7 separate regions of the Mus musculus genome follow, and regions 1, 3, 4, 5, 6 and 7 are each linked to region 2. A link is a loop called in an ENCODE intact Hi-C map of the cell type or tissue named here. Cell type or tissue: left cerebral cortex. All regions are shown on one strand.

What was found. A loop is a pair of places that touch in the nucleus more often than their neighbours do. Peaks named below come from ENCODE experiments on the same cell type or tissue, not always from the same donor. Only the 100,000 strongest peaks of a DNase experiment are listed, where the experiment ranks them.
Region 1: a loop joins it to region 2, with 2.3 times the contacts of the local background. A loop is called at or near these places in 14 of 42 quality-filtered maps.
Region 3: a loop joins it to region 2, with 7 times the contacts of the local background. A loop is called at or near these places in 23 of 42 quality-filtered maps.
Region 4: it touches region 2 in a loop (10-fold over the local background); 13 of 42 quality-filtered maps call a loop at or near these places.
Region 5: it touches region 2 in a loop (2.3-fold over the local background); 10 of 42 quality-filtered maps call a loop at or near these places.
Region 6: it touches region 2 in a loop (2.5-fold over the local background); 6 of 42 quality-filtered maps call a loop at or near these places.
Region 7: a loop joins it to region 2, with 6 times the contacts of the local background. A loop is called at or near these places in 6 of 42 quality-filtered maps.

What each region holds. Positions count from the first base shown.
Region 1 is chr6:31,123,250-31,127,249 of GRCm38, forward strand. The region is part of intron 3 of Lncpint (long non-protein coding RNA, Trp53 induced transcript); the gene reads right to left. Among named protein-coding and RNA genes, the nearest start is that of Mir29b-1, 62 kb to the left of the region's middle. In left cerebral cortex, a CTCF peak has its summit at 2,134 (motif pointing right); DNase peaks (open chromatin) are centred at 2,210, 2,632 and 3,430; H3K4me3 peaks cover 1,159 bases; H3K27ac peaks cover 1,655 bases.
Region 2 is chr6:31,073,456-31,077,455 of GRCm38, forward strand. No RefSeq gene overlaps it. Among named protein-coding and RNA genes, the nearest start is that of Mir29b-1, 12 kb to the left of the region's middle. In left cerebral cortex, a CTCF peak has its summit at 2,474 (motif pointing right); DNase peaks (open chromatin) are centred at 20, 2,210 and 2,537; H3K27ac peaks cover 1,402 bases.
Region 3 is chr6:31,174,156-31,178,155 of GRCm38, forward strand. All of the region lies in intron 1 of Lncpint (long non-protein coding RNA, Trp53 induced transcript), which reads right to left. Among named protein-coding and RNA genes, the nearest start is that of Lncpint, 42 kb to the right of the region's middle. In left cerebral cortex, a CTCF peak has its summit at 2,390 (motif pointing left); a DNase peak (open chromatin) is centred at 2,472.
Region 4 is chr6:31,154,275-31,158,274 of GRCm38, forward strand. The region is part of intron 2 of Lncpint (long non-protein coding RNA, Trp53 induced transcript); the gene reads right to left. Among named protein-coding and RNA genes, the nearest start is that of Lncpint, 62 kb to the right of the region's middle. In left cerebral cortex, a CTCF peak has its summit at 1,786 (motif pointing left); a DNase peak (open chromatin) is centred at 1,744.
Region 5 is chr6:31,451,768-31,455,767 of GRCm38, forward strand. All of the region lies in intron 8 of Mkln1 (muskelin 1, intracellular mediator containing kelch motifs), which reads left to right. Among named protein-coding and RNA genes, the nearest start is that of Mkln1, 55 kb to the left of the region's middle. In left cerebral cortex, a CTCF peak has its summit at 2,201 (motif pointing left); DNase peaks (open chromatin) are centred at 969, 2,186 and 3,826; H3K27ac peaks cover 985 bases.
Region 6 is chr6:31,388,994-31,392,993 of GRCm38, forward strand. The region is part of intron 2 of Mkln1os (muskelin 1, intracellular mediator containing kelch motifs, opposite strand); the gene reads right to left. Among named protein-coding and RNA genes, the nearest start is that of Mkln1os, 7.8 kb to the right of the region's middle. In left cerebral cortex, a CTCF peak has its summit at 1,949 (motif pointing left); DNase peaks (open chromatin) are centred at 885 and 1,849; H3K27ac peaks cover 716 bases.
Region 7 is chr6:31,323,170-31,327,169 of GRCm38, forward strand. All of the region lies in intron 2 of 2210408F21Rik (RIKEN cDNA 2210408F21 gene), which reads left to right. Among named protein-coding and RNA genes, the nearest start is that of Mkln1os, 74 kb to the right of the region's middle. In left cerebral cortex, a CTCF peak has its summit at 1,672; DNase peaks (open chromatin) are centred at 855 and 1,767; H3K27ac peaks cover 2,248 bases.

The DNA of each region.
Region 1 (4,000 bases), 50 kb after region 2:
CTAGATTATCTTGGATACTTTGTCACACTAAAGAAAACTTAACACATCTGGCTAACTGTTCCGATTTAATTCTGATAACTAGTAGAGAGACTTGCCATTTTAAGATGGGGTATGCTTCAGGGGTGCTGTGCTACATGAGAGGTATGAATCCATCACTGAGAGGTACTCTTGCTCTTTATCCTGGCACACACACACACTCCCCCCTTCTGTACACACACACACACACACACACACACACACACACTCTCCAGAGTGGAGAAATTTGCTCAAATGTCTGGAGGGTGAAGTGAAACCCAATATGCTAAGCAGAGGCAGCTCTTGTCCTGGCCTCTGTCTGAGACACAGAGGAGGCCAAGCGAGTTTATTCAGAACCTCTATATGGCTCCAAGTTCAAAGGACGCAAGTGTAGTATGGGATAGAAGTGGTCAGAAGAATGGAAGGAGGTAATGACAGTGTCTGGTGTCACACAAGCAGGTCTCCTGTGTTGACTTCACCCCACCCCAGGTGATGAAAACAGGGAGGTGACTCTCTAAGTAAAAGCCTCGTGAGGACTGAACCACTCACATGGCCATGAGAACTCCCAAATAAAGCCTGCTCCCCCCAACTCTCAGCAGTTCTCCAATAGCACAATACAGGGAGACCACCCATGTGGGAGAGGCACCCTTCCAACACACACACAGACAGAGACATCGACATCAAAAATAAACAAGATAAACAACAAAAAGACCCTGGAAACAACAGAAAATTGAGGACAGCAAAGAGCAAAATAAAATCTTCCACTAGTAATCCAAAAAGAATTGAGAAAAATAATTACACCCATACAATATCAAGACATTATCCAAATAAAAGGCCTAGGAAATTAAAAATCACGAGCCCAAGAGGAAGCACCAGAAACCACTGTGGTGGTCAGCCTACTCACACAGCTTTGATCCCAGGAGAGTCATTCGACTATACAGTCAGTCCCTTCCCTGTGCTGTGCTAGGCTGCATGGGACTGTCTCAAGTTCAAATGGCACACACTGAACAGGTTCACGGTAAGAAGGCAGGGACACAATGTCCCACTGCAAGAAAATCTGTGTTTATTTTTAACTCCTCGGCTAGTTTACACCGTGATGGATAAACTTCTCTCCATACCTGTTTTTCCTTACACTGCCCTTCCTGTGGAAACAGCAGGAGCAGTGAGGTCAGTGGTTCAAAACCCTGCTCAGCACGGGGTCCTCCTCTGTGTGTGTGTGTGTGTGTGTGTGTGTGTGTGTGTGTGTGTGTGTGAATGCACAGATGTTACCGGGCACGAATATGCTGTCAAAGAACAACCTCGGCCGTAGGTCCTCACCTTCTACCTCAATATTTGCCCATTTTTATGTGCCAGGCTAGCGGCTGGGACTCGTTTCCACAGGAGCACTGGGATTACAGCAGTACATTCCTCCCTATTTTATACTGAGCAATGGCCCTGGCCTCCAAAGCCCCCCTTTCTATTAATGAAATAATAATAATAAGCTCTATCACGTGGTACTGTTCCAAAATACTACTCAACAGTAATATCAACAAGTGTATAAATAGCTTTTAAAAGGCTAGGGCAATTCCCTAAATTCAATATAAAGGAGAAAAGCAATGTATAAGTAAAATATTTATATTTCAATACAGAAATAAAGAGGCCCTTGTAACTTACTTGGGTTTGAGCTGACAGACAGGCCAGCATGATGGCAGTATGTTGCAAGTCACTGCCAAGTCTGCTGTCCTGAGCTCCATGCAAGAACTCAAAGTTAGGTGGAAAACCACACCTGACTCTTGTATATTGTCCTCTGACTTCCACACGTGCACAGCACGCATGTGCCATAGCGCGTGGGCACATAAGTAAGTGGATTTTTAAGTTTTTAAAGTAGTCAGATAAAAGGGTGAACCACTGTTAGACAACAAAATGAAAGATAATATACTCTGTGAATTACAAAAATACAAAATAGTTTTGTATTATAAAAATGTAAAGTTAAATCTAGGCTTAAAAAATTATAAACTAATTGGTGACTACATGAACACCTAACATAAACTCATTTGGAATACTGCGTACGTTTTCTTGTATGGGGCTTGCACCTTAAAGTTCCCTCAAAGAACAGCCAGAGCGCCCTCACGCATTTCCACTAGGGGGAAGACCTGCTTCCTGAGAACCTCGGCAAAGAGCTACGGGATCGCACTGAGAACCAGGGCACCAAAGACCAAGCACCCATACACCTAAGAAGCAGATGGCCGGAATACAAAATGGCTGTGAAGAACTTACTTTAGACCTTCGTCACTACATCTATATTCAATGCCATTTCCTCTTTCTGAACTGGGAACTATCAGGCGCTCCAGACAGAATTCGGGAGTGGAAAGCTTTCTCTCTCTGCGCCATTTATTTAGGGAGCACAAAGTGATTCCAACTTGAAAAAAATTTTAAGATTCAAATCTGGCTATTTAATGAGACCAGGGAGTTTTCAGAGCTGTATAGCTCCTGCTTCCTCAAAACAAGAATTAGAGCATTCTTTCGCATGTGGCCAGCACAGGAAGGGGGAGCCATTTACTGTAAATGCCTCTCTGATGCAACCAACCACCTCGTTCAAAGAGAGAATTCATCCAAGAAGATTTAGTCACTTCTTCTAGAAAAATGCCACCACACTGAATGTACACAGACCAAAGCCCACGCCCAGAGACAGGGATGAGCTGCTTGGCCGACAGAAAACAGACCAACAGACGGGGAAGAGAGATCTTGACTTCACCAGAAAAGATTCAGCAGTGTTCTTTCCGAGGTTGGCCTCTGAGACGGGCAAGCCGGACAGACATGTTACCATCAGTTCCTAAACTCATTACAGGGATCGTTCCCCTCTGCCTAGCTGTGAAAGCACCTCCTAAAAACTTCCTAAAAACTGGTTTAGAACCAGGAACTAGGCGTAATTAGTAACTTAGTAACTGTGGCTACTTAGTTTACAAAAACCTTTCAAATGCACAAGGAAAAGAGGAATCCTGTAATTTAAAATGTGAAACTGAAAGTACAACTTGATGAAGGTGGGTTACACATGAAGAGGGTGAGACAGAAGGAAACGCTGAATAGCAGTTGGGTTAAAAAAAAAAAAAGAAAACTCAAAGAAAAGCAGCTCTGAGCTTCTTTCCCTAACACCCCCAATCCACACAGAGGAAACTAGGGGAGGATCCCTCCCATTTCTGCTTACCCAGGGCACCCCGAGTTCTTCTTAGGGCAAGATGTGCGCACTTGCTTTTCTGGAGGAGGCAGGGAAGAGTCATGGCTGTGTTCTGATGAAGCCGGGGATCCCCTTGATGAATGAAACCACAAGGGGGTAATCTATGTTGGCTCAGCAAGCCATTGGCTACCGGGTGCTGAGGCGTGTGGAAGTCTCATTTGCCAACCTTCTGGTAAGCCTCTCACAGCCCATCTCAGGAGAGCCGCAGGATGCATTACACCCGGGCAGAGTCAAAACTAGACAGGGTTCGTTGTTTCCCTGCCACTCTCCCCAGCCCAGAGGAAACCACAGCCAACCACAAGGAGAGCTGGCTCCTCCGCCAGGCGAGAGAGAATTATGATGTCGACACCGGCAATTTACCAACGTATCCCACACCAATGCCAGAGCTTGCTCTCTGTATATGACTGCTGGTGAGTCTGAAGTAGGTACAGGCAGGCAGGTACCACACTCTCAGGCTAAGAGGCCGGGGCCATGGTTTGGGGATTCCATGGAGGTGGGAAAGTTATAAAAAAGGAAATGTTAACTTTTGTTGAAAAACTAACAAGAGCTGAAACAAAGGTGTAACCCAGCCTTCATAAACAAATGTTTCAATGTGTTCTTGAACAACCTGTGTTGATGCCTCTGTGGGGCCCAAGAGTGTGCCCCTCATCCAAGCATCCTGGGTCTTTATCCTGCACTTTACCATTTAGGGCCATTTGCCTGTCTAGAGAACTAACACTGCTGACCGCAGACACCATTGGGTGATTTCTCTCTGACTCTAGTCATCAGGAC
Region 2 (4,000 bases):
GGGATGGCCTCAGCAGGGCACTGTTCCCAGGGTGGTGACTCAGCTCAGGAGGTCCACCTGCTGCCTGCTGCAGCTTTCCAGGTCGTTCTAGTCACGAGGGCAGGGGGACTGAAGGACAGCACAGAGCCAGGCCCAAGGCGGCGCCTGAAGGAAAGTCTTTGTTTTAGAAGGGGCTAGTCCTATGGCCAAGGGGGATTCACATCTATGGCCTAAGCAACGTGGGTTACAAGGCCAAAGCCACAAGGCCACAAAGAGGACACCAAGGTGACTATCACTACAGGAAATGAAGGCAGGGCCACAGGCGTGCACCTGGTTCTTAAAAATGTTGACTCTGAAGTAGCACACACTGGCTCACCCAGAAACTCTAGCACTTTGGGAAATGTGGGGAGGAGGGTTTGGAGTTCAAGGCTAGACTTAGTCACAACAGAGTAAGTAGTAAGTTAGAGGCCAGCCTGGCCTACCTGAGACCCTGTCTCAAAAAGTAGGAAAAAAAATAATCCTGGGTTTTCCTTGCCAACTTCGAAGGTGATGGTTTCTAAAGAGGTACCAGCACTTAAAGGCTGCCAGAGATCAGAGCATGCCTAAGGCCTTTCAATGGTGAGATCTAGTGACCCCAGGGCATTCTCCCTCCTTTAGACAAGCCCTCTGCCAGGAAGAAAACCTGCTGCCCACCCTGGGCTTCTCCACACCTAGTCTCTTCCAGACACATGCTGAGCTGGCAGAGAGTTTGGACCCTGAGCTCTTCTGCCTCAAAGTCTTTTTAAAAATTCTTCCATATTTCAAATGTAAACAACTTTCGCTGTCTGGTTATGACAATTCGTACCTGTTCCTTAAACACTCCGCCAACCCATTCTGACATGTTGCCTGTTCTGGGCTCACAGCATCACCCATTGATGGTGTCAAATCAACTGATCTTCCCTGGATTTTTTTTTTCCTTTCATGTCCATAGTGTGTGCCAGACATTGTGTCAAGTGCTTGGGCTACAGAGAGAGGGCAGGGTCCCTCGTGGAGGCAGGTCACAGTTAGAGGGCAGCCCCAGAAAGGTGGCATGCTTAACGAGGAGAGTGAGGCTCAGAGGAAGTAGCTGGAGGCTTTACTGTGGCCTTGGGGCTGTTTATATAAAAATGTAAGGAACCGGTTCGACGAGGAAGGGAGATGGGTGGGAAGGGCGGACTAAAGTACACATGCCATCAGCTGCAGTCTATCCGAAGCTTGGAGTCCAAAATCTTTTTACGAAGGTTAAACCTTTACCAGGTGTGAAGTGCGACAGCTGTGTGAGGGGGACAGGCTGCAGGATGGGTCTGGAGTGAGGCCCTTTATAGGAGAAAGGCATCTTTTATAGGCACCTTCTATAGGTATTTTGTTTAACTGCCACCACATTCCCTTAGCCATCAATCATAAGCTGCCTTGTGACACTCTCTTCTTTGTTGTCACTCTCCCGAATGTCTCCCTACTGTGTGCCCCAAACTCTACTGATGGGTCCTGTGGTGGAGCCACATGAGGCCTTATCCTCAGAGCAGTTCAACTGAACCCGTCCAGAACCCCCAGCAAGTGCTTCTGCTGCAGAGCGAATCAAATGCGCGCACCACCACCCAGTTGCTACTAAGCCTTCAAGTCTGGGTAGAGACCACAGGTAGGTCTCAAGAGTCACTGAAGGGGTTTGAACAAGGAGAAGTTTCAAACAGAGGAGCCTTCCAGTAGTGGGGGGAAAATAGACACCTCCTGTGCAATGCTGTGGTGAAGAGGTTTGGGAGTGCAGCTCTTCAGATAGCTTCAGCAACCCACCCCCACTCCCAGCCAGTCTCTCAGCGCCATGAGCACCCCCTAAGTTTGCTTCAAAGGAGACCTCTTCCCTTTATGCCTCCCCATAGCCAGTGAGCAATGGTCAGATGCCAGGGCGATCCTATTACATAGGGGCCCAGAGACAAAAGGCAGTCTCTACTTTCAAGTTAGCTTGTGGAGAAGAAAAACATCTGATTATAATACAGTTGTTAAATCCTCTCAAGTTTCCCCCCTCCCTATTCTCCTTCCAGCCTTTTGGCTTTCTGTTTCTTTCTTTTTCTTCCAAAAAAGGAGCTGAGGCATGCTGAGGGAAGTGAGCCAGGCCTGCTGAGAGGGAAGCCGGGGCAAGGGGAGGTGGTACCTGAGATGACTTTCAGAGGTGTGGTCATCAGCCAGGTAGGTGGGAGGGAGAGCACTGTAGGGCAGAGGGGCCTGGCAGCTCTCCCGGGAGCTGGACGAGAGCCTGTAACCCTGGGAGCCAGGAAAGAGCCCATGTGCCTGGAGCAATGTAGGAGGGGGCATGGAAAGTGACTCCCAAGTCGAAGAGGCGAGAATGCTGATTATGTATATGACAAAGCAGAAATGCTAAGTATGTAGGCTGGACCGATGTGTGTAGAGTGAGTGTGTCAGAGGTCACTGCTAAAGCATCCCTTCACAGAGCACGAAGCGAGTTACACGTTGCTTCGTGCTGGCCACCAGGTGGCGGCCTCATACAGCCAATGCTGTGGAAAACCAGAGCCATCTAAACTGGAGGGAATGGTGCTCCCACCCACTAAAGGGCAGAACTCCATCAGCTCCAATGCCAGAGAGGATATACAAGCTCACTACACAAACACTTCTCTCCTACTGAAAACCCAGCAGAATCCCTGGGCAGTCAGTGGGTCTGGGGTGAGGAGTCTGAGCAGCAGCAGCAGCAACAGCAGGGCTAGGCCTGTAGGAAATCCCCCAAAGCAGGAAACAATAGAGGCTCACAGGGAGTTCCAATGAGAGGTCACCTCCAGGAGAGGCAAGCAGGTAGAGGCTGGGTCTGACTCCACCCCTTTTGGCTCAGGGCACAACATTCAGGTGGGTGAAGCCAACTTTTCAAGCCCACCTCTATTCCTCACCACCGTCGAGAGGCTGCCTCCTATGCAATAACTTGGACCCAGGGTGGCCCCTTCTCCCCCTCCCCCCCCCTGTGATGAAGGATGCCTTCCTTCTTCATGTAGAGGAGGAGGAGAAAAAGGAAGGACTTAATACCCTACCTGGGCTCCCCAGTCCCAGCACCCCCCCCCCCCCGCCTCCCCAGCATTGTCCTCTCATGGTCTGGATCTCTTAAGAGAACATTCTAGTTATTTTGGTATCTGTCACTTGGCAACGGTCTGGAGAGGGAGAGGACAGTAACTGAACTCCAGGCCTGGGACAGGCATCCGTGACTTAGCCTTTCTAGAAAGGCCAATCAGCATGCAGGCCTTTCACACACACAACCAGATCTATGTGCACCTTGGAGGGCTTCTAGCACGTCACAGAGGGGGAACAACCAAAAAGATCATGTGTGTGTGACTCGGATGTGCTCAGAGCTTAGTCTGGAGGCAGCGGGGCTGTGAATCCCACCTGTGGGGAGAGGTGGGCAGTCAGGAGAGAGGCAGGGCTTAGAGCTTCCTGGTCCTGTTCCAGCACCACTCTCTACAGTACCACAGGCCGGGGTCGCCAGAAGGCCGGCAGGGCCAACCACTCTGCAAATAAAAAAGGGTAGTAAAACCCTAGGGTGGGAATTTATGCTTTCTGGTTACTTGCAAGAACCCTCTCACCATCGCAAGTGACTCCAGAGACTGCCCACAGGTCCCAGGGAGAGCCCACATAAATCACCTAAGAGGTTGTACTTGTACTCGAATAAAGTTTTAATTAACGCTCCTTGTTGGTTCAATCAGTGCACCCAAAGTATTGAGCAGGCCCATCATTCCCATGTCAGGGCCTCACAGCAGACAAGAGGAATGAATGGGAAGGGACCAATGGAAACAGGAGTCCTCCAGCTCAGAGGGTTTGTGGGGTAAACCACAGCTCTGCAAAAGGGCATCTGGTCACACCACAACTTGGCAGAATGGAGGGATGCTGGACGCCACGCCCACACATGTGGGTGTGTGCACTGCTTCCCCCTCACCTTAACAACGCACACTCCTTTCGTGTGTCTGAAACGGTAGATAGCACACATTCGAGTGAAGAGCACTCTCATTGGAAC
Region 3 (4,000 bases), 100 kb after region 2:
GGCATAGCCACATAGGCTGCAGAGAAGGCTAAGTGTTTAAGGGCACTTCCTGCTCTTCCAGAGGACAGTTCTCAGGCCCCACATTGGGCAGCTCATAAACACATGGAATTTCAACTCCAGAGGATCCGAATTCCTCTCCTGGCTTCTTCGAATACCTGCATACATGTGCGTGTGCTCCCACACATTCACGCACGCACTCATGCACTCACACTCTCTCTCTCTCTCTCACACACACACACACACACACAGAGAGAGAGACAGAGACAGACAGACAGACAGACAGACAGTAATGCAAATTCAGAATCTCCTACATAATCAACACAATTCTAACTAAAAATACAAGAAACCATGTTATACCCTTAGCTTGGTAAGAATTAAACTCTGACAGTGACAAGTGTTAATGAGGCTGTGGCCCAAAACAGGCACTTCAAAGAGCAAATCATGACAGCTATTAAGTTTCAAGTTGTGAGTGCTCTAAGCCCCTGGAACTTCCTGGTTATCTACCCCAGAGCTAATCCGGTGCATTCTCTATGAAGTGGGAAAAAGTGCAGTTACTCTTCTTCTAATAGTTAAAAAAAATCTTTAATACTCAGAAGTCTTTCAATAGGAAAATACATTTTAAAAACAGTGACATATATCTGGAGACATGACTTAGTTGGGTGAACATAAGTTTAGATTCACAGGACCAGGTAAAAAGCTCAGGACAGAGGCACATGCCTGTAACCCCAGCAAGGGAGGGGAGGGGAGGGGAGGGGAGGGGAGAGGTGTATCCCTGATGCTCACAGCCACCTGGTAAAGCCAAACTGATGAGTTCCAGGTTCACTGAGAGGCCACAAAGCCATGGAAAAAAGGCACCAGACATCAACCTCTGGCCTCCACATTTGAGGGCACACATACATACACTAACAAGTACATTACCACACATACAAATGAACGAACTTCAAGACCATAAAAATACTAAATAAGGGCTACAGACAATTAATATAAATAATCTCAAAGTTACATCATTGGATGAAAAATTCCAGGTCAGAAAATGCATACAATACGAACTGTGACGATCAGGGAGACATACTGTCCCGGTCCCTTTTAAGTAGGGAAAGCTTACTCCCCACCTCTCTGAGGACTGCTGCAACCTGACAGCCATCTGCAGGAGGAGTCTCATCCCTCCCATCCCTGTGTCAGGCCAAAAACTGGCAGATATTAAGCTATATATAATGTAAAGCCAGGACAGGCCCTAGCAGTCCCTCTGGGGATCAGATGAAGCCTTCGTGGAGCCTTTCTGACTGCCTAATTTGTCCCTCTGCCCAATCCTCATTTCTTCTCTTCCATAAGCATCAACACTTGGACTGATCTGACATCCTTCCCACACCTCCATCTTCTCAGCCTCTCCTTCCCTCCCAACAGACACAACTGATACTTTGGATAGAACATACAAAACACAGCATGCTGTGAAATGATGCTATGTTTGAGAATATATGTATGTTTACATTGTCATGTTTTTAAAATGCATTGGGATGACAAGATTCAGTAGAGAGGAAAGCAGTGAGGAGCAAAGGCTTCTGGGAAAACACATAGTATGTCTTAATGACCACGTACCATTTGAGTTCTATATTGAGTTCCTTATGCACTTTTTGTATTGCTAAAATGACCCATGATTTTAAAGAGTAACTTAGAAAGATGGTGGCCTGCCTCTTTGTTAGCTATGTTCTACCTCCTTTCTGCCTCCCTGAGCAAGAGAGCTGGCCTCTTGTGACCAGTGCGAGTATCGCAGTATTGTGACAGAACCATAGGGGTGGGAGGAGAGCATGTATGAACACCGTGCTACACAGTGAGGTAAAATCATGCCGCGTTCTACACAAGAGCCACTTTCCTCTGCTGGGGGCAGCAGCAAGCTCCACGTGAGTGAAATGAACCACAGGAGAGCTCTCACATCAGCTCCCCAGGAAACAGCCCTATAATGGGAACCAGGACAGGCTGGCTGCTCAGGGGTGGTGTTTAAATCTGCCACAAACAAGTCACAGATAAAACGTGTAAGAAGGAACCAAAGGGAAGGGAGAGGCTTAAGGTGACCTCCTTCCAGATTCGGAACCTTTTCTAATACTCAAAGCACCACAGTAAAATTACACTTAAAAGCAAACACCGTGAGCTCAAACTTTTTCCCTTTATAAATGTAAATTCCAGCAAAAGCTAGCCATGGTGGGTCACGCCTTTGAATCACAGCACTTGGGAGGCAGAGGCAGGTGGATCTCTTGTGATCTTGAGGCTAGCCTGGTCTATACAGTTCCAGTCTGGTCAGGGCGATATATTAAGCTCAAAAGAAACAAATACTAGCAAAATGAGAATTCATGCCTTAGATCAGGGGCTCCCTCTTGTGGCACACAAAAGCCTGCTTCCGGGAGTGGCTCGTCAGCCTGGAGGACCTTCTAGAATTTTCCAACAGTGGAGACTTTCATCTTTGCCATTCAGTGATAGGGAAACAGCTCACTGGCTTCCTCTTAGTACCTTCGCAGGGACCTGTGTTCAGCTCGGGTGTGCCGCACCCACTTTGCACAGCAGTGGCACAAACGACATCTGCCCACATGAACGTTTTGTTGTCAAGATTGCTCCTAAAGCATGTGTGGACCATATGTCACGAAAAGACTTACCTATGGCTCAGGGAAACCCTAGCTTCAACTTGTGTTTGGATAAGTTCCGGGGTAACTTAGAGTCATGATCACTAACAAACCAAAAAAGTGGATCATGGACCAGTTTTCCCAAGAAAGAAGAGTAACTTTCTATATTCTTTCCCCAACATTACCCCAAAGGGACACAAAGAGGACTTTCTTTTGTGCATCTGCTTGTTACTGCAAGCACTTCCTTGAATGACAAGGCATAAATAATCACACTTCCCAAAATAGTAAAGTGTCACCCTCATTTACATACTGATGTCAGTGTACAAAAGCAGGGAAGCTTATACTTGGTGCTAACCAAAATCCTAAATTTTGGCTTAGTGAACTTCAGTCAAACAACTGTTTCCTAAACTACTTTATTCCATTTGCTTTAGACTAAGGAAGTTTTTTCTAAGCTTATTGATTTCTTTTATTAAGATGGTGGGGAAGGTGGGGGAGGCATACGTTGGGAGGTGTCAGAAGGAAGTGATGGAGAGTTAGGGGCAGATCCAATCATGAAATACTGCATGTATGAGTGAAACCATCTAAGAATAAAGAATAGTCTTTTAAAAAATTAAAATGTAGAAGTCTACCCAAAAGACATTGAAATGTAATTTTCTATTTTAGATATGAGGGTACTGGGAGTGGAGACGGCCAGACTCCAAAATCTGATGCCCTTCTGGTCCTACGGTAGACAATGGGCAGCTCCTGCTGGAATGCGCTCCAAGGTTCCTCTTAGCTACCATCTACTGCCCCAAGAACCTTATCCCTCCCTGGGTTGGGACTAAAGGTATGTGCCACCATGCCCACTTGGCTCTTCCTGTTTTAGTTCTCAATTTCCTCTAAATAAAGGAGGACTGTACTGTGAAAAGAAAACACAACTCTACTTCTACTTCAGGTATGAAATATAAATATGCTTTATTATCCTAACGAGTATCTTCCACAGGGAGAATAACCTCACACTGTGCCACTATTACCTCAGAGGACCCAAATAGCGGATGCTCTGAAATGCTGAGGTTTCTCAGGATAGACAGATTGTTTGCTTAGACTTCTGTCAGGTTCCATTAGCAGGTTGTGAATTAGTTATCAGCAGCCCAGAAGGTGTCAGCGTCCACTTTTCCCAGTTATACTCAATGCTCTGACAAACATCAGCCAAACTTAACCTCCCTACTTGCCAACGGGAAAGGCGCTTTACAGCATTTGGTCTTACTGCCTCCATTTGACCTTCGTGAAGCTGTCGCAGGCACGGAAATTGCCTCCCTGTTAGAAGACTTACATGTAGGCATTATCTGATCTAGTATAGAGATGTTTAGGCAGTGGTTTAGGGCCAGGGCTTGGGGCATGGTTTAGCC
Region 4 (4,000 bases), 81 kb after region 2:
AACTTTATAGACTGGAGATGAAGATCCACACTTGAGTATGAATGACAGAATGCCCATGAAATCCAAAGCACAGCATGTGCTGCCCTTATTCCTCCTCTATTCACTAAGGATGCTCTGTTACAAAGCTACACTGTCTCATCCCTGAAACTTGAAGGCTTCTTCTTATCACCTTATCTTTAGGGAGGGTTACCAAGATAATTTCCCCATCTCCACACACCTGGGAATATCCCATCCCAGGGCGGCAGACTACTGAAGCAGAGCACTTGATAAAGCTACTGCCAAGTTACTTTTCATTTCAAACATCCCCTGGGCAGCTACTACACTTAGGCCAAAGGGAAGGGGCCACCTAAGAATCTACACTAGTGACAAGGCTCTCAAAAAGCACAGCAGATTGGCAGATGTCAAGCACCCAATACCACGAAGTCACTGAATGCAAAAAGTTATGTGGTTTCTGGGGAAAAAAATCTTTAAAAGTGACTCCATTTCTTCTTGAACTAGGTACTCATGCAGTTTCTTCTAATGACTAGAAACTCAGCCATATGCTGTGTGTGTGCTTCTGTGTGAGTGTGTATGTGTACAAACATACCACAATTTACTGAAAACACACATGCAGTGGGCAAAGTTTGTTTGTTTTTTAATACTCATTATCATTCCTATTTCCCAGATTGTACAAAAATGAGAGGTCTATGTGTGGCCAAAATCTAGCCAATAGCAGGGCTGGAATTCAAACTGTTCAACAAATCAATTAATGTAAAGTATTTTAATGCAAGACTCTGTTATGAAACTTACTGGGGCTTGAGAGGCCTTTAGTTTGTCAAATGTAACACACACACACACACACACACACACACACACACACACACAGAGTACCAAGCAGTGGATCATCCAAGGAAAGGTCCAGAAATGGTCAAGAGGCTCAGAGTCAGAAATCATGGTATGCTTTTGTTCTGAGATTGGGTCTGGTCTAGCCCAGGCTGAATCTCCAGCTCACTCTGTGGCTGAGCATGGCCTTTAATTTCTGATCCTCCTGCCTCCACCTCTCAGATGCAGGATTGCAGGTGTGTGCTAGGGGACAGAGTGTGACAGGAGGAAGCTGATCATAATGGGGATGGGTCTGAGCGGGAAGCTGTCTTTGGACAGGATGAGACTCTGGGTTATACTGCATAGAAAGCCAGGCTCTCTTGTAGAGAGCAGACCAGTGACGTCCAGGAAGACCCACATTCCTAATGACAGAGACAGTCCCAAGCATTTCTATCAGATACTTAACCTGGAAGCATTCAGTAACTATTTACTGCCTGAGACTGGATGGGGAGTGGAATTCGGCATAGTCTGTAGAATATTGAAATACAAGTAAGTGGAATCTATTCACCTGTACGGTACTTTTCTTAAAGATATCTTCGTATTAAAAAGAAAAGGCAAAAATAACAAGAGGCTCTGTTACCTAATACTGCAAAGAGGAGCCTTCCTCATGCCAAACAGCATGGATGGAAATGTAAGCCTGACGTCATAATAAAATATTGAATCTGCATCCAAGAAAAACTGTTTATCTAGCAGATGTGTTAGCAGAGAGAATGAAACAGTTGCGGTGAAGCCTGAAGCCATGAAAGCCTGTTCCCTCCCTTCCCTCTTGTCCCTTTGACAAGACAGCTTGTCACTTCCAGACTTTTAATGGCATCAATTCTGGTGACACATTTGCCAAGTGTGTGGGGGTGGGGGTGCAGAGAAGGAACGGGATAAAGAAGGCAAAGCTGGCAAGCAAGAGAGAAGACAGCCAGGTGCCACCTGCTGGCCAAAAAAGAAAGGGACAAATCAAACGAACCCATCAAACGCAGGACACCAAACCAGAAGGGACACCTGAAGACACAGGCTCACACTCTGCTTCCCTTGCACAAGCCTTAGCTCACAAGTGACGCCACATTCCACTGTATGGAGGGCCCACCTCACTACCAACTACAGAGAACCAGCACTTTGCTAGGAATTTCAGTTGTAGTACACCACTCAACATGGCTACCTCCCAACAATGTCTCGGCTTATCCAGGAAGACCCACCAGGAGGAGATGTCCCAGTCTACAATCCATTCTAATTATAAGTTGAAAACTTCTAAGGAATTGTTAGCTGGCTGGAGACAGAGACAGGCAGATCTCTGTGAGTCTGAGGTCAGCATGATCTACACAGTGAGTTCTAGGCCAGCCAGAGCTACCTCAGTGAGACCTTGTCTCAAAAAAACAGAATTTGTTAGCCCAGGGAAGTGGCTTGTGCCTCTATAGTCACAGCACTTGAGGGGCTGAAGCAGTTGCTGCAAATTTGAGACCAATCTGAGCAAAAGGTCCACTGGGCCCGAGCTCTGTCTCTATCTTAACTACTAGGAAGAAATGTTAGCCAGGTGCGTAGGACTACAAAACTGAGGTTAGCCTGGGCTATATAGCCAGAATCTGTCTGAACAAAATACCTTTTTCAAGAGCAAGTGATGTATAGCAGATTGTATTCACTCAGAACAGCTAGCAAAAAAAAAAAAAAAAAAAAGGAGGGAATGGCAGACAGACCCTAGCTCCCTTTTACGGAGAAAATGCACATTTGTCGAAGGCAGATGCATCACTGAAAGCTTTGTTTGTGACACAACAATATATACTGTTCTACACGAACTTCATTTCATTAAAAAAATTGAGGAAAAAAACTGCCCAAGATGAACACACAAAAATCATGTCAGATGATACTTTAACCGTAAATAAGACAGAAAAGGAACCTATTACAAGAACAAAATGATTCAATTTCACATACCAGTTAATAAGCAAGGGTTTACTAACTTCCCTATGGAAGAAGAAAAACCCAAATTAAAGCAAACTAATTGACAGCCTTCAGATGTCAACACTCAAGTTCAGGCTTGTTTGTAACTATGACAACCAGATACTTCCTGTAGCCAAGAGGTACAGGCAGCTACTGCCTATAAGATACAGGAAGGGCTAAGGTATGTTTGAGCTGGCGTGTCAATCTTCGAAGTCACTCCCACTTCCTCCAAGATCTCTAGTGATGGAAGCCATTTCAAATCATTCTACACCACACAAAGAAATTTCTCCCAAAAGTCAGGTGTGATCCCTGCTCTTCCCAAGGCCTCAAGGATATATCTTGCTTCTTTTATTAGACTCAAAATATGGCAAGAAATCCAACATGAACTTCTGTTCTTATCCTACCCCCATCACAGCCAACACTGCCCAGCTCCTACTCCTCCGGGAATCCCTACAGTAACCGCCACAAGGACTTGCCCAACCCAATGCTGTAAGACTTGGGGGCCAGAACCTCTGAGTAGCTGGACTTTTTTTTATAACTTATTCAAACTTTGAGAAGTTACTTCCTCCACCTGGCAAATGAGGAAATGGGATAAGGTGATCTCAAAGGGCTTTTCAGGGGTTAAGTTTTGCTTTAGAAATAAGCACCAAGCGCACTGGTCATCTGAGACCATGGATCAGTAAGTAAGAACAAATACTACCGACCCAAAGCCCCATGCCGCCTGGTTCAAGCTTTACATTCTCAGGAAGTCAATCTATTGAATGGTCGAAACCACTATTAACTGCTTGTCTGAAGACCCCATTAAATAGTTCCTATTAGGGTTTAGATGTCCAATGTCTCCCACAGACTCATGTGTCCCAACAGTGTGGGCAAGTCTGGGGCCATCTGGGACGTCCAGGCACTAGCAGGAAGCCTCAGGTTCCCACTGCCAAGTCCCTTCCGACAGCTGGTGGGTCCCTCTCCTCAAGCTCCAAGCACAAGTAGGTTGGGGTGTGTTTTTCAGGTTGCTTGATCACAACAGAAAAGAAGAGAGACAAAGGGTGCTAAGGGGCTTTGCCACTGTTTTCAGAGAACATTTTCCGCACAGCCTACTCTGGCCTTGAGTGTGATAGCCTCAGCCTCACTGTCCCTGTGATGATGGTGTTACAGGTTTGTGTCATTCCCCAGGGGGGTTTTTGCTTGTTTCAGATTCAACAGCTATTAGTTTTAGTGTGTT
Region 5 (4,000 bases), 380 kb after region 2:
CTGCTGTGCTGATGAAGTTAGATACCCTAAGAGAAACTTGGCCTTTCAGTAGTTATAGTGTATAAACCTTTACTCTGTATAATGCCAGTAGTTGCTCAAACAGCATTTTACTTTTTTCTAAGAGTATTTATACCATTTTATTACTTTGTTGTGCTGCCTTAGTACTTGAGTAAAAATATTGTAGATTCATATTATTTTGTGAATAGTTAGAAAAATGCAGTTTGGAAACTAAGTCTGACTATTTTCAAAAACTATTAGTAATAAGACTGAACACTTTACACTTTGTTAAATATATAGTAACTTTAGAATTCGAGAGTACTGTTAGAGTCTTTGGAAAACTTTTCTTTCATCTTGCTTCCTAATCCGTGCCCCTTCTTGCAAATACTCGCCTGACCTACAGAAGTAGGCTTGAATAGCACGGGGCCTCTTAAGCGCTCGTTTCCCTGTATCAGGTTTGTTTATTAAAGAGGCAAATTGTATATAGACTGTTTTCTTGTTATTAACACATTAAGAGAAATTGTGTGGAGAAACCCCTTAAATTTCCTCAGCAAAATGCACTTTGTTCCAGTTTGTCAACCTTGACACTTAAAGCTGACCTTCAGCAGGCAGAAGCTCCAGAGTGCTTACTCCCCTGCTGTCTGTGGGAAAGAGACCATACGTGACAGGGAATGTGCACATATGAGAAAAAGATCATTTAAAAATAGGTTATGGAATTTGAAGGTGGAAAAGAAAGATTGAACTGATAGCAAATGTCAGGTCAGAACTTAGTTTTACAATGTCACTGAAGATTACATTTAGCAGAGGTTCTTCTTGGGAAGCTCAGAAGGTGAAGGTGTGGACATCTTTCCTACCGTAATCTGTTTTATGCACTAGAGACAGAATTGTAGCAGTTTCTAAGTGGGTTTCTCTAGTCTCAAGAGTTTATATGAGTTAATTGAGGTGTGAGCAGGGCTGGATGGAGTGCAGCATGGTGCTGTCTCATGCCTGTACTAGGCGTGTCAGTTAGGAGTAGGTCAGATACAGAATACAGTAGAAGTCACGCTCCTTTTCCAGCAAGGCTTAAAAGGGAAAAAACAAAATAGCCACAAATAGCAGTGAGTCATGTATGGAAATAAATTAAAAGCCAAGTACAGCTAGGCATAATGGTGTATGCCTGTAAAATAAGTACGTTTTATTTTGGCTTATTTGATGTGGTTGTATGCCAAAGCAGTTGTTCCTTCCCAGTGTTTCATGTACCTTGTTTTCTTAAACATTCAGGTTAATAGTTTCTAAGTTTCAGTGTTTTTTTCCAGTCAGTAGTTTGAATAGAAGCTTGCTTAATGCCAGATCCGAGGGTAAAGTAACCATAGAAGTTTATACTTAAATTTTAATATTTAATTGCCAAAACTTATTCCATCATGAACCATATTGTACTTTCCGTAGTAGCAGATAAATGTGATGCTGTGTCTTACTGTATCTATCGGTATGTTAATTTTATTAACTATAGTCTCAGAAACTGATACCTGTTTACTTAATATTCTTTAATTGTGAGTTGGGTTTCAACTGTGATTTAGGTAAAACAGGTTGTGTGAAAAGACGTGTTTTGTTTTTGTTTTTGTTTTTTAAGCATAGAATGTCTTATTTTAGGTTATTTATTCTTCCCGTGTAATTATTGCTGAATTTTAGGAACTTAAAGTATAAATCCCATGGCTGCCCTCTGAGTAGGTTATAAGACTCAGGTAACATATACCATTCTTTGATACCTGCAAAGAAGCTGGTGGAGTTGTCGCAGAGGCTCTCCATAACTTTCTGAACCCTGGACTACCTCTGTAGCAACCATATTAAAGTGCTTCAAAAAAAAAAATCTCAGTTCCCCTTAAGCTTTTTAATGACGTGAATAAAGTAGAGTTTGGGTTGTTAACTGCAATCAGACATTCATTCATGTGGCTACAATTCTGCCTTTTGTGCTATGTATGATTTGTGTTTGAGTGTGAGTGTGAGTGTCACAATGTGTATATGGAGGCCAGAGGACAACTTTGTGTAGTCAGGTTAACTCAGGGCATCAGACTTTATCCACTGAGCCACTTCACTGGCTCCTGCCTTCTTGTTGATACTTGATTTTGTGTCTGACTTTTTGGCTGTATCTGTTAGGACATAGTTGATACAGTCTATAGTTTCAAAATGGGCAAACTTGTTTAATTGTAGTGTGCCATCTTGTGGAGGTTTATGCAATCAGCAGCCTGATTTACTAAGTATAGTGGTAGATACTGCAGTTGAGTACTTGAAGCAAAAGCCTGTTTTACTATACAAAAATGTATACAAATGGTGTACAAAGGCCAAATTCTTTACTTGTTTTAACATACCTCCCTTATTTTTAATTCATGTTCAATGTGTAAATTATAGCACTGTAGATCCATGGTTTATTTGGTTCTAGTACTAAATGTTATATCCTTTGTACCCAAGAATTATAGTTTAATTGTAACATTTGTGAAATAGTAATTTGTGGATTGATTGGTGATTGCCTGAAATGGTCTCTTAAAGGAAATTGGCTTGAAATTTTGAAAATAGGCTACTATTAATCATATTGCCACCGATCTCTCTCATTCCCTATGTCTTTCTTTTCAGTCAGTTCTGCAGCAAGTTCAGATCCTAACCAACCCCTCTTCTTAAGGTTTTCTATAGTTCCTTCAGTGTTTGTGGGATTAAGTTTAAGCCCTGATCTAGTCACTGCCTGTCTTTTTAAACTTCCTGTCTGGCCACTACCTTTGTGTCCTTATTTTTTATACATTTTCTTTTATTTACTTATTTATCATATAGTTTAACTTCTTTGAATGCAATGTATAGGTCTTCACTGTGTCTTTATGAAAGGTAACCATATTTAGAAATTAGGAAACTAGTGGTTCAAGGACGTTTGAGGTCACACAGCTGTAGAGAGTGGAGATTGAAGCCTGACTTTGGAGTTTATGCCTTTAAAACACTGCTGTCACGCTGTCTCCATATCATTGTTACTCATTTTACTTTGCTTGAACAGCTTTTCTGTGCCTCGTTTACTGTGCCAGAACACAAAGCTACTCTTCCCCCAAGTCTGTGCTGTGTCCCTCAGCCAGGTACTCTTCTGTCCTAGATTGCCTGTTGTGCTTTTGCCTTCATATGGGACTTGGTCTCCTCTGCCCTGTGGTCACTTACATACCCTGTATAGTCACATCCAGATTGTAAGTTTTTCAAGGCTAAGGAACTATTCCAACTTTGTTTTCAGTGGTTTGTAAGTTCAAATCAGTGCTTTAATCTTTTCAAATAGATATTGTTGGAGTGCTAAGAGAAATTGATAGCCAGGATAGCCTATATTCCTTTAAGGGGAATACTGAACAGAAGATGGTTGCTGCTTGAGGAAGATTGTGTTCCTCAGGATATCCACGCATGTCGTTACAGGACTTGTATGTGTGGGCATGGACTTCCAGTAGGCCGGATTCCCTGCTAAGATTGATGCTTTTCCTTTCTTTTCTACACCGTACTTCTTTCCATAGTTCTCCTTAGATAGCTTCATAGTTTAAACCTTTTTATCTTTTATATATTAGTAACACTTTTTGGTATTTGTTTCTGGGTGATTTATCTTTGTGAAACTTAAGTGATTAGGTGATGTAATTAAAATTTTTTGTTATACCTCTTTTATTTGGGTATATCAAAAAATAAGTTTTTACAGAATTCATTTCGCTGTACTATTGCTTCAGTTGGGCCACAAAGCTTCCATGGACAGGAATGACATCTTGGCTTGATTCTGTTGGGATGTTTGCCCTGTGCCAGATTTTATTTTGCTCAGCTATCAATGAGGCTGTTGTGGAAATGTGGGCTTTCTTTGCTGTGAGAGTTTATGCGTACAAAGAGACCTGCTTTTCAGAAAGAACATTGAGAACTCAGAGCCTAAGAGGAAGGGTTATTAAAGTTAATGAACCAGGGTAACCTTATCCAGAGGGTGCCCAGAAGTACTATAAAACAAAAGGTCAATTGCTACTGCTATTTTAGT
Region 6 (4,000 bases), 320 kb after region 2:
CAGTGTGTGTGTGTGTGTGTGTGTGTGTGTGTGTGTGTGTCTATGCGCGCATGCCACTGTCTGGGACGTTCTGGATATCCCTGTGTCCCCTCACTCTCTGACTTGCCCTCTGGGTTCTCCTCTCTAATGTGAAGTTGTCCAGAATTATTTTTTTATTACCAACTTTCCTATCACAGTCATTCCCCAGTTTACTGTTTTGATATCTGTAGATATAGATGTGTGTATGCATATATGTGCACACATGTATGCATGTATGTATTCCCCACTGACACCGATACTAGCTTTCTGGAGCCACGGCTCCTAATCTGGAAGAGATTTCAATATGGTGCCTTTTGTATGAACAAGGAAGGGTTGTCTTGACTGATTCATGGGTGCCAATTCCTATGGAACTATAGGATTATTGTGCTATCTAGATGATTCTGCTCTGGTCTATTGATACCCATCATTAGAAATATGACATTTGAAACAAGATTACATCCATCACCAACATCACTACTACTACCACATATAGTTTTATACCAACCACTTCTGAACAGACATAAGCCAGGCGTATCCTCTGTACCTGGTACATGGGAGAGGAAGGGTAATTGCTTACTTCAGTGAATAGATGGAAGTTTAACAAAGCAAGGGAAGTAGAGCCAACTAGATGAAAGGGGGAAATTAGGGAAACTAGTTATGCCTAGAGTTTCACAGAACCCAGGCTATGGCAGGGATCGAGGGCACAGGAAGAGTGTAGCTTCAAAGCTCCTTGACCTTGGCCATGACAACCCAGATGGATGGAACACTCTTCTGCTGAGCCAGTTTCCCGCCCCCACCCCCAAGGCCTTTTGGTTCCAAACATACTAAGAATCAGTGTTAATTGCTCTTTTGAAATATCGTTTTGTCCGCTCCATTCGGATGTGGCAATTTGCAAAGCAATCTCCAGCAGTTGACAGTTCGTCCATAGCTGTGTGGTATCCAGACATTTCCTGGGACTTCTGCCCACCTCCTATGCAGCTGGCAGTGTCTGCCAAACCAGGATATGTGCTCAGCTGGGATTAACTTGGAACCAAGTGGCGCTTTGTTGTGTCTAAGATTTGTTTAAATTCTGCAAAGGTGAAGGGCAGTCCTACTTAATCCAAATAATAAAAGCGAAATTTAAAAATTAGGACTGAGGATCATAGCTCAGCTGGGTAAAGTGCTCATCATTTGCACCAGCAGGAGGACCTGAGTTCAACCTCCAGGAGCGAATGTGAAAAAGACAGGAGTGGTAGTGCACATGTAATAATCCCAGCACTGGGAGGGTGGGTTGCTGCTGGCCAGGCAGCCTAACCTCCTTGGTGGGCCCCAGGTCGGTGAGAGCACAAGTCCCAAAAAGGCAAAGTGGAAGACACTTGAGCTGACCTCTGGCTTACTCATGCGCACATGTGTCCATGCCCGCCCTCTCCAAATTAAACATTAGCAGGTGCGTGAAGACTGCCTGAGTCCACACTGGGCTGATAAGAATTGTCGCTCTGACAGGTTCAAGGACAAGGTCAGCAGGCTGGTGGCTGGGAGCCCAGGTCAAGAATCTGTATTCTTTGTATGATGCCCTCTAGATTTATGCTTGTGGGAACTGGGAGAGTAAAGTTACTGGCTGTTTCCTTTTGAAGCTCCTTCCTTTTGGCCAGAGAGATTCTCAGCTCCTTCACACTTGGCTTCAAGGTCGTAGCCTAGACCAAAATGTTTACAGAAAAAGCTAGGCACTTATGAAGAGGACTCTCTGCCAGCTCCTACACTCCCAGTGCCTGGCTCCAAACAAGCTCAGCAAACCAAGGAAGGGATAAAGTGGCCTCTGGAACCAAGAATTTTTAGGTTTGATTGCCAAAGGGAAAGCAGATGCATTCTGCCCTACTTCCCCGACCGCTGACACAGATGCTGCTGCTGCTGCCATCTCCTGGGAGAAGACAGGCCTGGCCTAAACTTCACACCTGATGCCTATGTCTAGGTTCACCCCTGACTCAGCTTAAGGCCCTGCTGGGCAAAGGCTGAAATACGTTTGCCTTAAGAAACAAACAACCCCAAACTACCTACTTAATCAACAACAACAAAAAATATTACACTTGTCCTTTTTGCATTTCTTTTGTTCTTTTTGGACAGCATTTTGCTTAAAGAAATGAATTCAGGGCTAGGGAGTACAGCCACCATAGAAAGGGCTTGTCTAGTATGCTCAAGGTCCAGAACTCCACTCCCCAAATTGGAAAAAGCAGGCTTCATAACTGTCAGTTTCCGGACTATCAGAGGCTCCTCCTCTTAGCTCTCTGAACCCCGAGCCCGATGGTAATGGCGAGGATGCATACACACTGGCTTTTAAAGGAGAGAATACATACAAGCTTACTGATCCTCGATGTCCAAGCATCTCAGTTTACTTGCCAGGCGATTCTGAGAGTTGAGATAGCAACGGGAGCTCCAAGTATTCAAGACATGGTCAATGGGAACACGATCATGCTTCCAATCTCCCTGGGGGGATTTTCTTTAGTATCTTAGTTTCTTTTCCTGCTGCTGTGATTTTTAAAAAGGCAAACTAGTAAAACAAACAAACTCAAAACTAACAAAAGCAAGTCAGAGGAGAAAGGGTTTAGCTCAGCTCATACTTCAAGGGTACAATCTACCCCGGCAGAGAAGCTGGCAGTTGGCCACACTAGACCCAGAGTCAGAAAGCAGAGAAAGATGAGTGCTCATCTAAAGTACTCAGCTCACTTTATAATTTTATTTAATTCAGAGTTTCTACCCATGGAATAGTCTCCCTTATAGTTGAAAGGGTCTTCTGCAGCTGGTGAGATAGCTCAGTGGTTAAGAATAGTTATTTTTCTTGCAGAGGACCCAGTTCAGTTTCCGGAATCCACATAGTGGCTCATAATCATCTAGGAATCTAGTTCCAGAGTGCCCAATCCCTTGTCTTCATAGGCTCAGGATCATCTTCTAAAGCAAAGTGCATGCATTCCAACATTGACAGTCCCTAGAGCCCAACGGTTCTCAGCCTTCCTAATGCAGCCATCCTTTAATACAGTTCCTCATATAGTGGGGACCCCCATCCAGAAAATTATTTTTGTTGCTACTTCATAACTAATTTCACTGCTGTTATTAATTATTATGTAAATATTTGATATGAAGGGTATCTGATATGCAAACCCTGTGAAAGGGTCCTTCAACCCCCAAAAAGGCCGCCAATAACAACTACAAAGTCTCTTAACTGTGAGTTCCTACAAAATAAGCAAGCTATATACTTCCAACATAAAATGGCCAAGAGTAAATATTCCTATTCCAAAAGGAAAGAATGGGGGCACAGAAAGGAGTGACTGGGTCAAAGCAAGACCAAAATCCAGTAGGGCAAACACCAAATCCTACAGCATTGTGTCTTGCATCAGAGGCTTGTAATACAATCATCTGGGTTCTAAATGGGCTGGATGGCTCCACTCCTCCAGCTCTGCTGCCTGTAACACACATAGCCTCTCTCTTAGGCTGGCACCATTCATCCTGTCAGCTCTCATTGGCAGACATCCCATGGTCCTAGTTATCTCTAGTGCCCCCAGGTCACCTATATAGCCATGTGCACTGGCTTTCCCGGGCCTCCTGGTAGGGACCCTGACTCCCGCACATGCTACCTGGCCTCAGTGGCTCTGCAGTATCAGTGCAGATCAGGACTCCATGACTGCTTCTAAGTTTTCATTTTTAGTGGTTCCAAACCATGCAGATGCTGCTGCCAAATTCTGCTGCCAGTTCATGATATAGTCCAGCCCCCCCGTACCACAGACATGGCAACATCTGTATGCCTTCTGGGCCAGCTTTGGTGAAATAGTTCCTTAGGTGGTTGTGTTAGACCTTCATGAGTTGGAGCCTCTGAGGGTCTTGTTCTCAGGGACCCTTTCTCCGTTATCCCAGTGCAGGGCGGGAGGCTCCTCCTCTGGGCTGCCGTTTTACTTAATGGTTACACTGTTTCCTCATTACTGCCCCGGATGCTCTCCTAACTTGAACTTTCCTC
Region 7 (4,000 bases), 250 kb after region 2:
TTCCTAAAGCTACTACCTTCCGTAACACATGTATAAAGGAGCAACCATACCAGAGAATAATCTCAGAGAGAAAAGGGTGAAGAGGAAAGGCACAGGAAAAATCCAAGCCTATTTATTGACTTGTTTCCTCAAGCACTTACTTATTGTGAATGCATGAATGTCCCCACGCCATTGCTTATGTATCTCCAGAGGCCCTCCATCTGGATGTTTACTTGGTCCACAGTATCCATGGATCCTTAATCCTCGGATTCAACCACCAACAAGATATTGGTGGCGGTGGCATCAGTGGGGGGCGGTGGGGAGGTGTTGCGTTTATCCTGAACATTCATGAATTATTTTCTGAGTATTTCTGGAAAGTCTAGCATCACAACAGTTATACGACTTTGATATGATGTGAGGTATTACAGGGTATCTAAAGAGGATTAAAATATGCAGGAAGATGTGCATAGGATGTGTGCACATAGCATGCCATTCTGCAGAACAGACTCGAGCAGCATCATGTTTTGGTCTCCCAGGGAGACTGTAACTAACCCCGTGTGGGAACTAGGGGCCATTGCTGCAGATCTGAAGCCTTGCTTCCCAGAGGCTGAAGGTGCTCCCTGGCCCAGCTTATGTTCCAAGAAACTTATCTTTTTCTGGTGATGTCCCCTAGGAACAGGAAAAGGTGAACTCAGACATGCTATGCCCCATTTTACATTGCAAATCTATAGCTCTTCCCTTCAGTGACTAGCTGACCATTCTTAAATCTTGCTCTTGTGTGCTGAAGAGTGTAGCATCTCTGTCCCCAGAGATTACAAAGGAACTTTGCTCTTTGCCCAAAATACCTCTCTCTCCCAAAGCAGCTTCCCCTCCTCTGAGAAATGCTGTCATGTCAGGCTGCACTGCCCTTGAACCAGACAACTTTCTCTGCTTCTTTATTTGTCTAAATAAAGCTAACCTACATTTGCTGTCTAATTCATTCAGATGCTTGCTCGTGCTATTTAAAGTACCCCTCAAGGCCCCTGAGAAAAAACAAGATGCTTTATCGCCTGTAAGGAACTTTAGCTTTGCTGGTCATCTAAGGGATTCAAGAATTTTAAGAATCCATTGAGCCTGTTCTGACTGGGACTTGAAGAACAAAGGAACGCTTCAGGTTTTTGGTTCCACACAGATTTCATTGACTTGTGCACTGTTGGGATGAGTTGACAGAAAAAGGAGTTAAAATGTAAGCTTGTGTGTGTGTGTGTGTGTGTGTGTGTGTGTGTGCATGTGTCCTTGTCTCTAAGTTTCATGAACTCTAACTTTTCTGAAGATGAATCTGTCATTTTTCATTGTGGTCTCTAGTGACTGATTGGGCCATTGTGGGTTTATTTACCCCTTTGGGAACAACTGTGAAAAATATAAAGACAGCTGTCATCTCAGTAAACTGAATTTGAGTATTTGGTTTGTTGCTACCTCTCCTTTTGGCCTTCATGGGCCATTTCGTTAGAGAATCCTGTCTCTTCCATGTCCCAGAAAAGCAAACGGTACAGAGATCATTGCAGAACAGAATTCCACTGTGAATTTATAAAGGACTGGGCTCAGAGGCCTGGCATTTGCTGTTTGTTCCTTCAGATCCAGAGTGTATGGGATCTGTTGGCTTGCCTTGTGGGAGGGCAAGCCGGTACCGCTCCATTGTCTTAACCACTAGGGCCCCGCTGCTACCTTCAGCTCAAGCTTATTATCAGCATCCACTTATTCAGCCAGGATGCTGTGACGTCCATTGCAGAGAGTGAGTCAGAAGCCACAAGCTAACAGGTCTATTCCTTTCCTCTGTCACCTAGGAAACCAACTCATCATCCACAGGAAATGCAGGCCCCGATGGGGAATGTGCCCAGATCAGGTTAGAAAGCTGGCAATGAGCTTTTCAAAGGAGGTCAAATAATAATGTGCAGAATCGTGTTCTGAGGTGGGAAGTGGACCTAGCCTCAGAAGAGTGGGTGCGGTGGTGGGGAGGGCTAGCCAGCAGAAACAGCCAGCAAGAAAAATTAATCAGCTAAAAGCAAGCAAGATGTCTGCTTTATAAGAACATGTCCAAGGGCAAGAGATATACAGACATGATCTCATGCCCCCAGCAAACAGCACTTTTGACCCAGTAGTTGAGGGTCTTTGGAAGTGGGTATGCTTATGCCATGTGTAAAATGAGAAGAAGAAATTGGTGATGCACCCATCTAAGCTTTCAGTAGTTTGAAATCCCACTATATGCTCGTTATTCCTTGAGTTTCAAAAGTGTGGGCAGTATATTCCCCAGAACTACCTTTCTAAGAGCCACACCCCAGTTTCTCCTGTGCTTCATCACTGTTAGCAGGTGCTGTGTTCTTCCTGACTTTATACCAGTGGTCCATTGTCTCTAGTGTATACGTCTGACAGATCGCAGTATCCAGACGTCAGTGGGTAGCGGTTTAATACGGCTGAGGCTGAGAAAGCCTACCTTTCGTTTTTCATGTTGTTTGCCAAGGTTGTTGTTTCTAGGGAGATTTACACTCCCATTGCTACAGGGGTGAGAGATCCTACATGAGAGCCTGTGCATTCTCCCAGAATCTCCTGTTCTGCACACAAAGGATTTCTGAGTGAAAAACAAACCTCAGTCATCATGTGGCCCAGCCATCTCATTTTTCATACAAGAGAGGTGAAGTGACTGCATAGGGAAGTGGTGTGTAGATTGGTGGCAGGGGACTTCTTCCTGTGGTAGAGAGAAGAGATAGCAAGTTAGATGGAAAGCTCAGATGTATCTCCAGGCCACATAGCTGTATCTAGAATTGTTAAAATCAGTGAGCTGCTTTGATTAATGTATAGAGTCCTAGAGAGGGACAGGTGGCCCACCATGGGAGGGTCAGTCCATTCCAAGAGGATGAGAACCATGAGTACTGGTTGAACAGGGAACAGTGACGGCCCCGAGTGTGTACAGGGGAGTGCAGAGCAGTGATCAGAGTTCCAGTGGTGACAATCTTAGAAGAGTTGAAGGGCATAAGACTACTTACCCTGGAGCCCAGAGGGATTTTTATGGGAGAGGTAGGAGGAGGCGTTGTCAAGTAGTTGAAGAGCTATCTAAGACAGCTTAGATTTATTCCCTGTGCCTGAAAAGACAGTAAGAAAGTGATGTAAGTTAGAGGGTGGTAGGGTTTAGTGCCATATTAATAATGTTCTAATATTTCAAGGGACAACAGAAAAAAGCAGTGGGGTCATAGCAAACTAACTGACAGGGCAGTAAAGTAAGCCATTGTCCCTGCAGGATGTCCGGGACTCACTCATTCTTCCAAAAGGATTTATAGGGTTTACTAGACACCAGCTATTTGCCGCTTGCTCTAGGCACTAAGGATATGAACATGAATGGTAGTCACTTCCCACAAGGAGCTCACAGTCCACTGGGGGTTCTTGTGAGATCCCAGATATCTAGACTCCTGAGAGACTCACACAGACAGAAGGATGGATTAAAGGGGCTCAGTGTTTGCTGTCTGTGTCGATGACGACAATACTGGCTGCTGTAGTCTACCTGGAAAGTGATCTCATGACTCAGGAATACGGGAAGGTTCTCTTATCATATAGCATCCAAGAGCTGTACTATTCTTTCTAGCAGCAGTTCAAAGACAGCAGGCTTTCTCTCTCGTGACTCTTCCATCCTTCAAATGTGCAACCTACAGAGCCATTTCTAGCTGTTACCAAACTGCTGGCAAGTGAGAGAGAATGTGGCGTATTGGGGTTATGATTTTGGGCTGAACCGAGAAGTGGTTCTCATGTCCTCTGCTCATATTTATCTGCTGTAATTCGGTCATGTGTCCACACCCAGCAAAGAGGAAAATTAGAACACAGCCTTGGTTTTGGGAGTCACTCAGTGGTTGAATGTGCACTTAACGCTCTGAGATTGATCCCGAGCAACAACAGCAGCAGCGCCAACACACAGGGCAAGGTAAGGGGCACAAAATACTCCCCAGAAAAAGAGAAAGCAGGTTTTGATGCCTGAATGACAAATCCTTTACAGTAG